Regions from separate parts of the Homo sapiens genome. Here region 1 is linked to region 2. A link is an interaction called in ENCODE POLR2A ChIA-PET data of the cell type or tissue named here. Cell type or tissue: Caco-2. All regions are shown on one strand.

Region 1 (5,000 bases), 64 kb before region 2:
ATGGTGGTGGAGGAAGGAAGGTTATTAGAATCCCCAAACTCTCAAGAGAAAAAGACACCGTCTCTCTCTATGTACCCGTATATAAAATTTCGTGAAAGGGCTCTAAGCAACCTTTCTTGGGCGTTTGCTCATGTTACTGACAAACACTCCAGGACCACACAGACTGGGGCAGGGATGAGCCAGCCCTAGGAAGGGACCTTGGCAGTCGAAAACATGGCCACGTTGATGCCTAGCAAGGCAGAATCATTGCAGAGTAAAGAGCTGTGATCAGCTCCCCCACTTCCCTGTATGCCCTCTCGCCAAGTGTGTGCCTTATTGGCAGTCATCACACTGCCTTGCCGTTGTTTCTGTCTTACCTTCCTCACTAGGCTGTGACTGCCTATAGAACCAGGATTTGGCCTTTCATTTTTTTGAGGTGGGGGGCTGGGGGGGAGGGTGGTGTCTCGCTCTGTTGCCCAGGCTGGAGTGCAATGGCGTGATCTCGGCTCACTGCAACCTCTGCCTCCCAGTTCAAGCAATTTTCTTGCCTCAGCCTCCTGAGTAGCTGGGACTACAGGCACCTGCCACACACCTGGCTAATTTTTTGTATTTTTAGTAGAGACGGGAGTTTCACTATGTAGGCTAGGCTGGTCTTGAACTCCTGACCTCAGGTGATCCCCCCACCTCGGCCTCCCAAAGTGTTGGGATTATAGGCATGAGCCACCGCGCCCAGCCTGGCCTTTCATTTTGACATCCCAGCATCTAGCACAGTGTCTGACACATGGTAGGAGCTCAATAAATATTTAATGAATGAATGACTATAATATAATGCTATGGTTTATATGATTTACAATGCTATGGTTAAGAAAACAAGCATTTTCCAAAAATCTGGTATGCACCACAGTAGTAAAAAAACTACCACTGAGATGCCATTGCATAATTTACAAAGTAAATTATAGGCACTTGGTCAACACATTTTACATATGTATCTCATTTAAACCTAAACGCTGTGGAAAGTTATGTGCCACTTCTTATCAGCCTTGCACTTGGCTGGATGAGGGTGAGGGAAGATCGCAACGTAGAGGACGCAGTCTGTACAAAGTGTTTGGTCTTATGGAGAGGCAAGACAATCAAGATAATTAGAAAACCTCTTCCAGATGATACATAATAAGTTCTTCCATTCAAATCGATGATTAGGTGCTTCCTGGCCAAAGTCCAGTGTCTGTTTGGGGTTGCAAGGAGGAATTGGGGATATATTCAGAGCAAGGTTAAAGGAGTGACAACAAGATGAGCTAAAAAAAAAACATGATGTGTGGAAAGGTTCACGGAACGGGAATGACTCAGGTTGGAGAAGAGAAGACCGAGAGGAAACTGAATCATTTCCAAGACAAAGAAGGGCTCTCTTGCTGGGGGATGATGGCCAGCTGTCCTCCTTTGCCTCTGCTTGCAGAGCAAGGGGAAATGGGCTTAGACCGAAGGCAGGGCTAAGATTAGAGAGAAGGAAGAACTTGGCAGTGAAGGATGTTGTATAACCTAGTTTTTGAGACAACTTGGGGACTGAGGAGACTCCCACACGCCTGGTCTGAGCCCAGTGGACGTGCATGTGGGGTGATCTGGCTGACTGGCTGGGAAGGGAGGAGGAGGTCCTGAGGCTGCATTTTTCTGTGTCCTCGATTTCCCGTTGGAAGTTAAGTTCCCAAATTGTGGAGCTGGCAAGGCAGCACCTCCCCCACCCACCACGCACTGCACCAGTGTTCCTGGGCTGGGTAATAATGCCTGTCATTTCCTCTCCCGGGGGAGTGGGGCTGCAACCGCCCTGACAGCCCCGAGGGATTGAAGGCAACTAAAAATAGTGCATTAAATATAATCTGTTGAGGGGCACATTTGCATTGCTTTTCTTTCCCCCTCGCCTGTCTCTTCATCCTTCCTGGCAGGGCAGGCCTGGGTCTTGCTCTGGGCACTGGGAATCAGGTTCCGGGCACTGGCTGCTCTCATTTTGTTGCAGAAGGGCTCTCTAGACAAGAGGGCCGAGGTCAAGGATCCCCAAGGGTGTCCCATTCCACTCCTCTCCATTCCCCCTGGGCCTCTGGGTCCTTCAGGGCCTGAAGGTGCAGGGGGAGGAGCTGCAAGTAGGGGAGGCAGTGTTGAAAAGGAGAGCCAGCCAGGGCTTTGTTCTCCCATCAGCCACTTCCGTCTGCTACACAATCTCTCTGAGGTTAAATATTAATTAAGAGCAGAATGACAGTGAGAGCTGAGCAGTGTCACTTTCTGTCCCAACACAAATGCTAATTTCCTCCCCTGTAGAAAGTGACTTTGGAGTGGGATTGGCAGCGCAGGGGGAATAGCTGGGGAGAGGGGAGGAGAGGCAGCAGGGAGAGATGGGTGGCGGCGGCAGCAGCCCTGCGTCAGAACTATTAAGAATGATAAGGCAAGGAAGGTGTTTGTGCTGGGATTCCAGAGGGAAGACAGGACACATCCAGTCACAGAGGACACCATCACGGCACAATCCTAAGCTCTTCCCACTTTAACGACAGTCATCTAAGAAGTTGAGGTAGAGCTGGGTCTCCCCACTTCCCTAAGACTGAGTTCTTAATCTTGGGTCTGTGCGTTGGTTTCGGGGCTCATCAAACCTGGGAAGTTGTTTGCAAAACTGTTTCTGTGCACATCACCAGTTTTTTTGGAGACAGAGTTTCCAGCGGGGCTGGTATGTGATCCACAGTGTCATCCTCAGCATGTGGTGCCATCTTTGAGGTCAGCTTATGGTTTGAGATGGCTGCTGGAGCCTCAGCTGAACACCTAGATTCTAGGCAGGAAGCAGGAAAAAGTTGGTGGGCAGGAAAGACCAAAAAGTTCCACTCCAGTTTTCTGTCCCTCTTTTAATGAGCTTTCTTAGAAATCCATTTCTATCTTACTGTCCACACCTACCTGCAAGAGAGGCTGGGAAAATATGATAGTTTCGCTGACATGGGGCATCTCCATGTCATACTGGTGTTTGTGTTTGTAGGAAAGAAAAGGAGAGAATGGTAGACAACTAGGACTTTCTGCTGCAGTGTCTGTCTCACAAAAGGTCAACAACCTTGGATTTGGGGGAGGAGATGCTACCATCTCTCAAGGGTCTCTGTGCTCCCTGCTCAGACAGAGCTGACTGGAGGAAAAAGCCTACCATGGAAATGCCTACTTTGGTATGGATTCCTAAGCTCACAATGGGTCCTCAGAAGCTGGTCCTCCTGAGTGAGGGTGGCAGGGTTATTCTCTGACCAGGGCTTGGTTATTAGAAAGGAGGCTAAAAAGGAGACGCTTGTTCCATTAAGGACCATGGCCTTGTGGGGGGCTTTGCAGCGTATGCGTGGGAACAGCTTTGTTTGGTCTCTGATAATCATCTTCTTCTTGGCAATACTTTGCTCCGCACAGCCTGGAACAGGTGGCTGAGGAGAGGGAAGATGTTTTCACCTCTTAGGGAAAGATGAAGTGAGGAAGGCTCTGGGGTGTGGGTATGGGATGGGTGAGCTGGGCCAGTCTGAGATTCCACTTGTTTGGGACCTGGGTGGTATATTTACTTCAATCCCTTTCTCTTAGATCTTTGAGCCTTTGCACAAGCTGTTCCATCTGATTGGAGTGGTTACCCATTGGTGGACTCTTAATCCCTCTCTAAGAGTCGGGTCCATGAAGCTATTCCTGATTTTTCTTGACCATTCTCTCTATCCCCAACCCCTGCCCCAGGAACCTTCTTGTGATTCTGTAATCCTCTGTACGTGTTCTGTGATCTTTACAACCACACCTGTCACATTGTTTAAAACAATCGACTTGCCTTCCTCCACAGCGCTAAAAGCTCCCTCATGGTAGAAAATGTTTTCGGCCATCTATGGCATACGACTCTCAAAGTGTTCCATGGGGATGAACAAACTTTACAAAGTGTTAATCAACACCTGCTGTGAGCAAAATGCACTGGAGATAAGAAGGGGATTAACATTAAAAATCACAAAGACAGTCAGGCATGGTGGCTCATGCCTATAATCCCAGCACTTTGGGAGACTGAGGTGGGAGGATCACTTGAGTCTAGGAGTTCGAGAGCAGCCTGGGAAACATAACAAGACTCCATCTCTACACAAAAAATTAAAAATGAGATGAGCATCATGGCACATGCCTATAGTCTCAGCTACTCGGGAGGCTGCGGCAGGAGGATCGCTTGAGCCCAGAAGGTCGAGACTGCAGTAAGCTACGATCACACCACTCCACTCCAGCCTGAGCAAGAGTGTGAGACTTTGTTTCAAAAAAAAATGATGAAGACACTGGCTTCTAGGAGTTCACAGTCTAGTGGGGGAGACAGAAGTGTAGATTACGGATCTGATAAAACGGTAACCGTGATAAGGTGCAGGGATCTTCAGAACAGGGGAGGGAGAGATTAATAGAACTGAGGGGCTCTGGGAAGGCGACACTGATTTGTGCTAAGGCTTTGAAGGAAAAGTCACATCTCTATCTTTAGGGCAGAGAAAGGGCAAAGACAAAGGAAAAAGCAGGAGTCATCTCTGGAGATCAGGTGTTTTGGGGTTGGAGAATCCACATGGGAATCTGGGAGTATTTCTATTTGTTGGGTTTTTTTTTAAACATGGGGAAGCTGGTCCTGTGTGTGTGTTAGGTTGATTTGAAGACTTGACCTTTGTCTGCTTTTTGTGTAAGAAGACTGGGCCATTTGTTCCTGTATGGACTGAAGGTGTTTGTGAAAGTGTCAGGACTGGGAGATGGTGCCGTTCAGGGAAGAGGAGGCAAGAGGCCTGGGTGGGGACAGGGTCTGCGATGGTTGTCACCTTGGTCTGAGTGTTTTGGGGGCCTGTGGGAAGGAGGACCCATGCTAGGTTCTCCCCTCACCCTTTCCTTTTTTGTCTTTCTTAAAATACCCTGTGTTCCTGCAGCAGTGCGGCTGCTAATCTAAAATAAAAACAGCAGGAAATGCAAATGGTCAGGTTCTCCTAGCAACAGGAGCCAACCCACGCAGGGCGTGTGGAGCAGAGCAAAACTGTCCT
Region 2 (5,000 bases):
TAGGAGTAAATCCTTATTTATTTTATTTTATTTTATTTTTGAGACAAAGTCTCGCTCTGTCGCCCAGGCTGGAGTGCAGTGGCACAGTCTCGGCTCACTGCAAGCTCCGCCTCCCGGGTTCACACCATACTCCTGCCTCAGCCTCCCGAGTAGCTGGGACTACGGGTGCCGCCACCATGCCCAGCTCATTTTTGTATTTTTAGTAGAGACAGGGTTTCACCTTGTCAGCCAGGATGGTCTCGATCTCTTGACCTTGTGATCCGCCTGCCTCGGCCTCCCAAAGAGCTGGGATTACAGGCGCAAGCCACTGCGCCCGGCCAATCCTTATTGTTTTAAATGAACTGTCTCTGAGTTGGTTTAACCATTAGTAACCTCTCTGGAGTGTATCAAGTTTTCCCTGCCTTGCCTGGAAGTTAACTCTTCTTAACACTTGTGTTATTGTCAGAGTTTACATGACTTTTTTTTTTTTGAGATGGAGTTTTGCTCTTGTTGCCCAGGCTGGAATGCAATGGTGCAATCTCAGCTCACTGCAACCTCCACCTCCTGGGTTCAAGTGATTCTGCTGCCTCAGCCTCCGAGTAGCTGGGATTATAGGCATATGCCATCACACCCTGCTAATTTTTGTATTTTTAGTAGAGACAGGGTTTCACCATGTTGGCCAGGCTGTTCTCAAACTCCTGACCTCAGGTGATCCACCTGCCTCGGCCTCCCAAAGTGCTGGGATTACAGGCATGAGCCACTGTGCTTTGCCAGAGTTTACTTTTCTTTTATCAAGTAGGAAAGGAAAAAAAGCTAGAAACTAACATCTTGAGGACTAGCACAGAAGGAAGTTTTCTGAGGTCTTTGAGGAAGTTGGAAGGAGGTTTCTCTGGGAGGCAGTTCTTGGGAACAAGGCTCGGGTCTTGATGCCTAGTTCTCTCGATTCCTTAGGCCCTAGAGGGAGTGCATCCTCTGGCTGTAGCAGGATGGTATTGCTATGTTTGGCCTAAATAGTTTGGCATTATCTTTTAATTACTGGGTAGCAGAGTGTTTTAGAACCTCTGGTGAAGGTAGTTTTCTTCACCAGCCACGTTGCCTGGATTGAGGCTAAGTGTAAATACCCAGTTAATAGCAGTGAATAGGAATAAATTGTATAGCAATAGAAGGCTAAGAAATAGTCCTTGGTTTTCTGGAGGTTGACCTCACCACCATAAGTAAATAACGTTGGTGGCAGAAGGACAGAGCTCCAGTAAGATGTGTCAGTGCAGGAAGCCTGGAAAGACCTTGGCAAGCCTGGAGTTGGGACAGATTGGAGTGTCTGCCTGCTCAGAAGTGTGAGCCACATGGAACACATCACACCTGTGCGACACAATCTGTCCTAGCTGCCCACTGTTTCCAAAACAGTGATTTTTCTGGTTTAGGTGAATTATACATTTAATACGTTGACGTGTGGCTACTGATGGTATAAAAGCAATACTGAACATTTGGTCTTAGATTTAATTAACCTCTTAGGGATGGGAGTAGCAAGCTTAGTTGCTTATGCTTTTAAGAGGAGCAAGCATGCACCCTTCCTCTGATGTCTTGGGGCTTTTGGACATTTTCCCCAGGACTCTGAGAAATCCTTTATGAATTGAGTTTTTATTAGTCACCTGTTGTACATTAGGACATCTCATGCTTCTGCTTAGCTCTTGCTGATTAGAAAGAACTTTGCAGTGTCTAGCACATAGTAGGCCCTTGGATAGTATTTTTAGAATTATTATTTCCCATAGATTGGATGTAATCATTTTAGGATGCTCCATTTCCAGTTCTTATCATTCTTTCCCTTTGAATTTACATTGATCTGATGGGTATGAATTATAAATCAGTTCATATTCTTTGGCATAATGCCAAGAGTATTTATTTTAAAATGTTAATTTCCCATTTTTTTTCTATTTTCCCATGCTTGTTTTATCAACTTTGTTCATGTTGCTTGATTCTCCTTGGCATAATTTTTGCCATTTTGAAGATATTTTTCTGAAGCTTCTAAGTATGTTGTTGGCAGGGGTGGTCTGGTGAGTGATGAGAGGTAGGAGGGTGATGGGGTGGTTCTAGGGAATATGCTATGAGTTTCTGAAATAGGGTCTCAGACAGCTTCTCATTTCCCTAATTGAGTCCCAAAGCCTTAAGTCTTGTAAATAAGTCTGTGAAAATAATTAATTGGGCAAATTGGAATATCTTTTTCACAGAGAGATTAATTTATATGCCTCCCACTACTTTTTGATGTGTCGGTTTCTCCACTCAACAGTTTGCTGTTAGGAAAACCCAGACCACTGGTAGTGTTAATCCTTGTTAGCAACAGAGGAGGAGACGGGGAGTGAAGGCAAGGGTGATACTGTCAAGCCAGGGGAAGTTCCAGATTATCATTGATTTTCTATACCCTGTGGTCACATTCAATTGAGTAATTGCAAGTTAGTTTGGGGCACTATAAGATGAAATTAATGTTAATTTTGACAGCTGGATAGTATAATAAGAATTTCTCTTTTATGTTTTCTATTAAACTCTTGAATTTTAATCTGTGTGTATTTTTGTCTATCCTCATTTAGGATTATAACTGGGTAACTTACTTTTTTTGTAAATGCTTCAGTTAAAAGTAAGGAGGGATTGGTACAGATTAAGGATAAAAATGCTGCTGCTCGTGTTAGTTCTATCCTCTTATCTGAAATTTGGCCAATCTTCATAGCTTTGAATTCGGTTTATTACAGAGGCTGGGAATAGCCACAAATGAGTATAATTGGGCTTTGATTTCACTTTAATTGATTGATTAATTCCTTGGAGTCCTGTTACTATTTCAGCTCACTCTGATACGTGGATGGTGGTACTGGATCCTATGAAGCCTGGAGGACCTTTCGAAGTGATGGCACAACAGACTTTGGAGAAAATAAACTTCACCCTGAGAGTTCATGACGTCCTGTTTGGAGATGTCTGGCTCTGTAGTGGGCAGAGTAACATGCAGATGACTGTGTTACAGGTAATTTGCAGAGTCTCAGCAATAATACACAGTGTTGGTGATGAAGAAGGAAAAGAAGGAGGAATAAGGGGGCAACAAGGAGAAGCAGGGCTGTTTCTATTTAGTGAGTACCATGAGCCAAGATATGTTCTAAATGCTTTGAATGAATTCATTAATTTGACTTAACAATCTTAAGAGATAAGCTATTGATTAAATTGGTAGTTATTGATTGGTGCTAATGTATTCTATATAGGTTAAGAACTTAGAAGGAGTATTGTTTTCTCTAGCACTTTCTCCAAAACTGAGTTTCTTCTCAAGTTGATTTTTATTTTCTTGCTTTTTTTTTTTTTTCTTTTTTGAGACGGAGTTTCTCTCTTGTTGCCCAGGCTGGGGTGCAATGGTGCAATCTCAGCTCACTGCAACCTCCACCTCCCGGGTTCAAGCGATTCTCCTGCCTCAGCCTCCCAAGTAGCTGGGATTACAGGCATCTGCCACTATGCCTGGCTAATTTTTGTATTTTTAGTACAGACGGGGTTTCGCCATGTTGGCCAGGTTTGTCTCGAACTCCTGACCTCAGATGATGCACCCGCCTTGGCCTCCCAAAGTGCTGGGATTACAGGCCTGAGCTACTGAGCCCGGCCTGTTTTCTTGCCTTTTAATCATTCCTTTGAGAAATATTAAATTTGAGATGTAAACCTGTATAGAACTAGACCGTTAACTCAATTCATCTCTTTTTGAAAAATTTATGAAATACAATATGTTTGTATACTCTATGATTTATTGTTTTGCTTCTGTTTCTTAGTTTTTTCTATTTTTTTCTTTTTGTAGTCTTCTACTAAATAATGCTACTAAAATGATCTTACTCTGAACATATCTACTTCATTTCATCATTAGTTTTCTGATTTAGAATTTAAATTCTTGCATTGAAGTCTTCCTTATCAACATTTTATTTACTCTTACATTCTGTCTTATTTATATATACGGAAGCCCCCCCCCCCCCTTTTTTTTTTTTAAAGAGATAAGGTCCTTCTCTGTCACCCAGGCTGAAGTGCAGTGGTATGATCATAGCTCACTGCAGCCTAGAACTCCTGGGCTCAAGGGATCCTCCTGCCTCAGCCTCCTGGGTAGCTGGGATTGCAGGTGTGAGCCACCATATCCAGCTGATTTTTTATTTTTTATAGAGATAGGGTCTTGCTATGTTACCCATGCTGGGCTTTTTGAATTAAAATGTTTATTAAACTGAACTTTGGACTCTTTTAGCATAAGAGAGTAGAAGCAGAATCAAAGTTTTATTTCTTGATAGAAAGGATGGTTTTGTGTAGAAGCAGAATTGCTGTTAACTCATTAAGGAAAACAGTATTTTTCTTAATGCTGTAATTGCAGTTCCCTGTTTGCACAGAAAGGCATGGACCAGATCTGTTTGTATCTATATAGTCGCTTTCTCAACAGCAGTCTATGCCAGGGGATTCCATCCCATTTTCTGTCAAGCTAAATTAGATTTTGATTGTTAAGAGTAAACATATTTTCTCTGCCTAGAATTTACCCCTGAGCATCTTCTGTATAAAGCTAGGTCTCTAAGCTCTGAGATATAGGGGAACAGAAAAAAATTCTGTCTGAAACATCCAAGTGTTAATATTTATTTTTTATTTTTGTTTAAATCATGCACTTAGTTTGCAAGATAACATTTTAGATGCTGACAGTACCAAAAGCCAAGTTTCTAGTCTCTTAACAGTCTATGGAACCTTGTTTTTTGATTAAAAGAATGTTCTACATGGCTTTCTGTTTATTCCTTTTGCTCCTTTCCTCCTACAAACCCCCAACACACACACATACATCACACACACACACACACATACACACACGAGTCTTTCTCCTTCCCTCCTTCCATGTGACTTCTCTGAGGAGGTAAGAGTTCCACTATAACCTACCACTCTTCACATTCAAATCAAGGAAATGGCAGATTGTGTGCCCATCTTGTTGTTAGGGTAAAGTGGAATTTTAAAATTGAGTGTTATTTATAACGCTGAGTGAGATG

Evidence for each region. ChIA-PET counts read pairs that join two places held together with the same protein. Peaks named below come from ENCODE experiments on the same cell type or tissue, not always from the same donor. Only the 100,000 strongest peaks of a DNase experiment are listed, where the experiment ranks them.
Region 1: POLR2A ChIA-PET joins it to region 2 with 5 read pairs; 13 of 35 experiments call an interaction of 5 or more read pairs at or near these places.

Annotation. Positions count from the first base shown.
Region 1 is chr11:124,722,369-124,727,368 of GRCh38, reverse strand. No RefSeq gene overlaps it. Among named protein-coding and RNA genes, the nearest start is that of NRGN, 15 kb to the left of the region's middle. In Caco-2, no CTCF peak of the experiment used is centred here; a DNase peak (open chromatin) is centred at 2,128.
Region 2 is chr11:124,658,614-124,663,613 of GRCh38, reverse strand. It overlaps SIAE (sialic acid acetylesterase), which reads left to right. Exons shown (of 10, transcript NM_170601.5): 3 at 2,811-2,986. Among named protein-coding and RNA genes, the nearest start is that of SIAE, 13 kb to the left of the region's middle. In Caco-2, no CTCF peak of the experiment used is centred here; no DNase peak of the experiment used is centred here.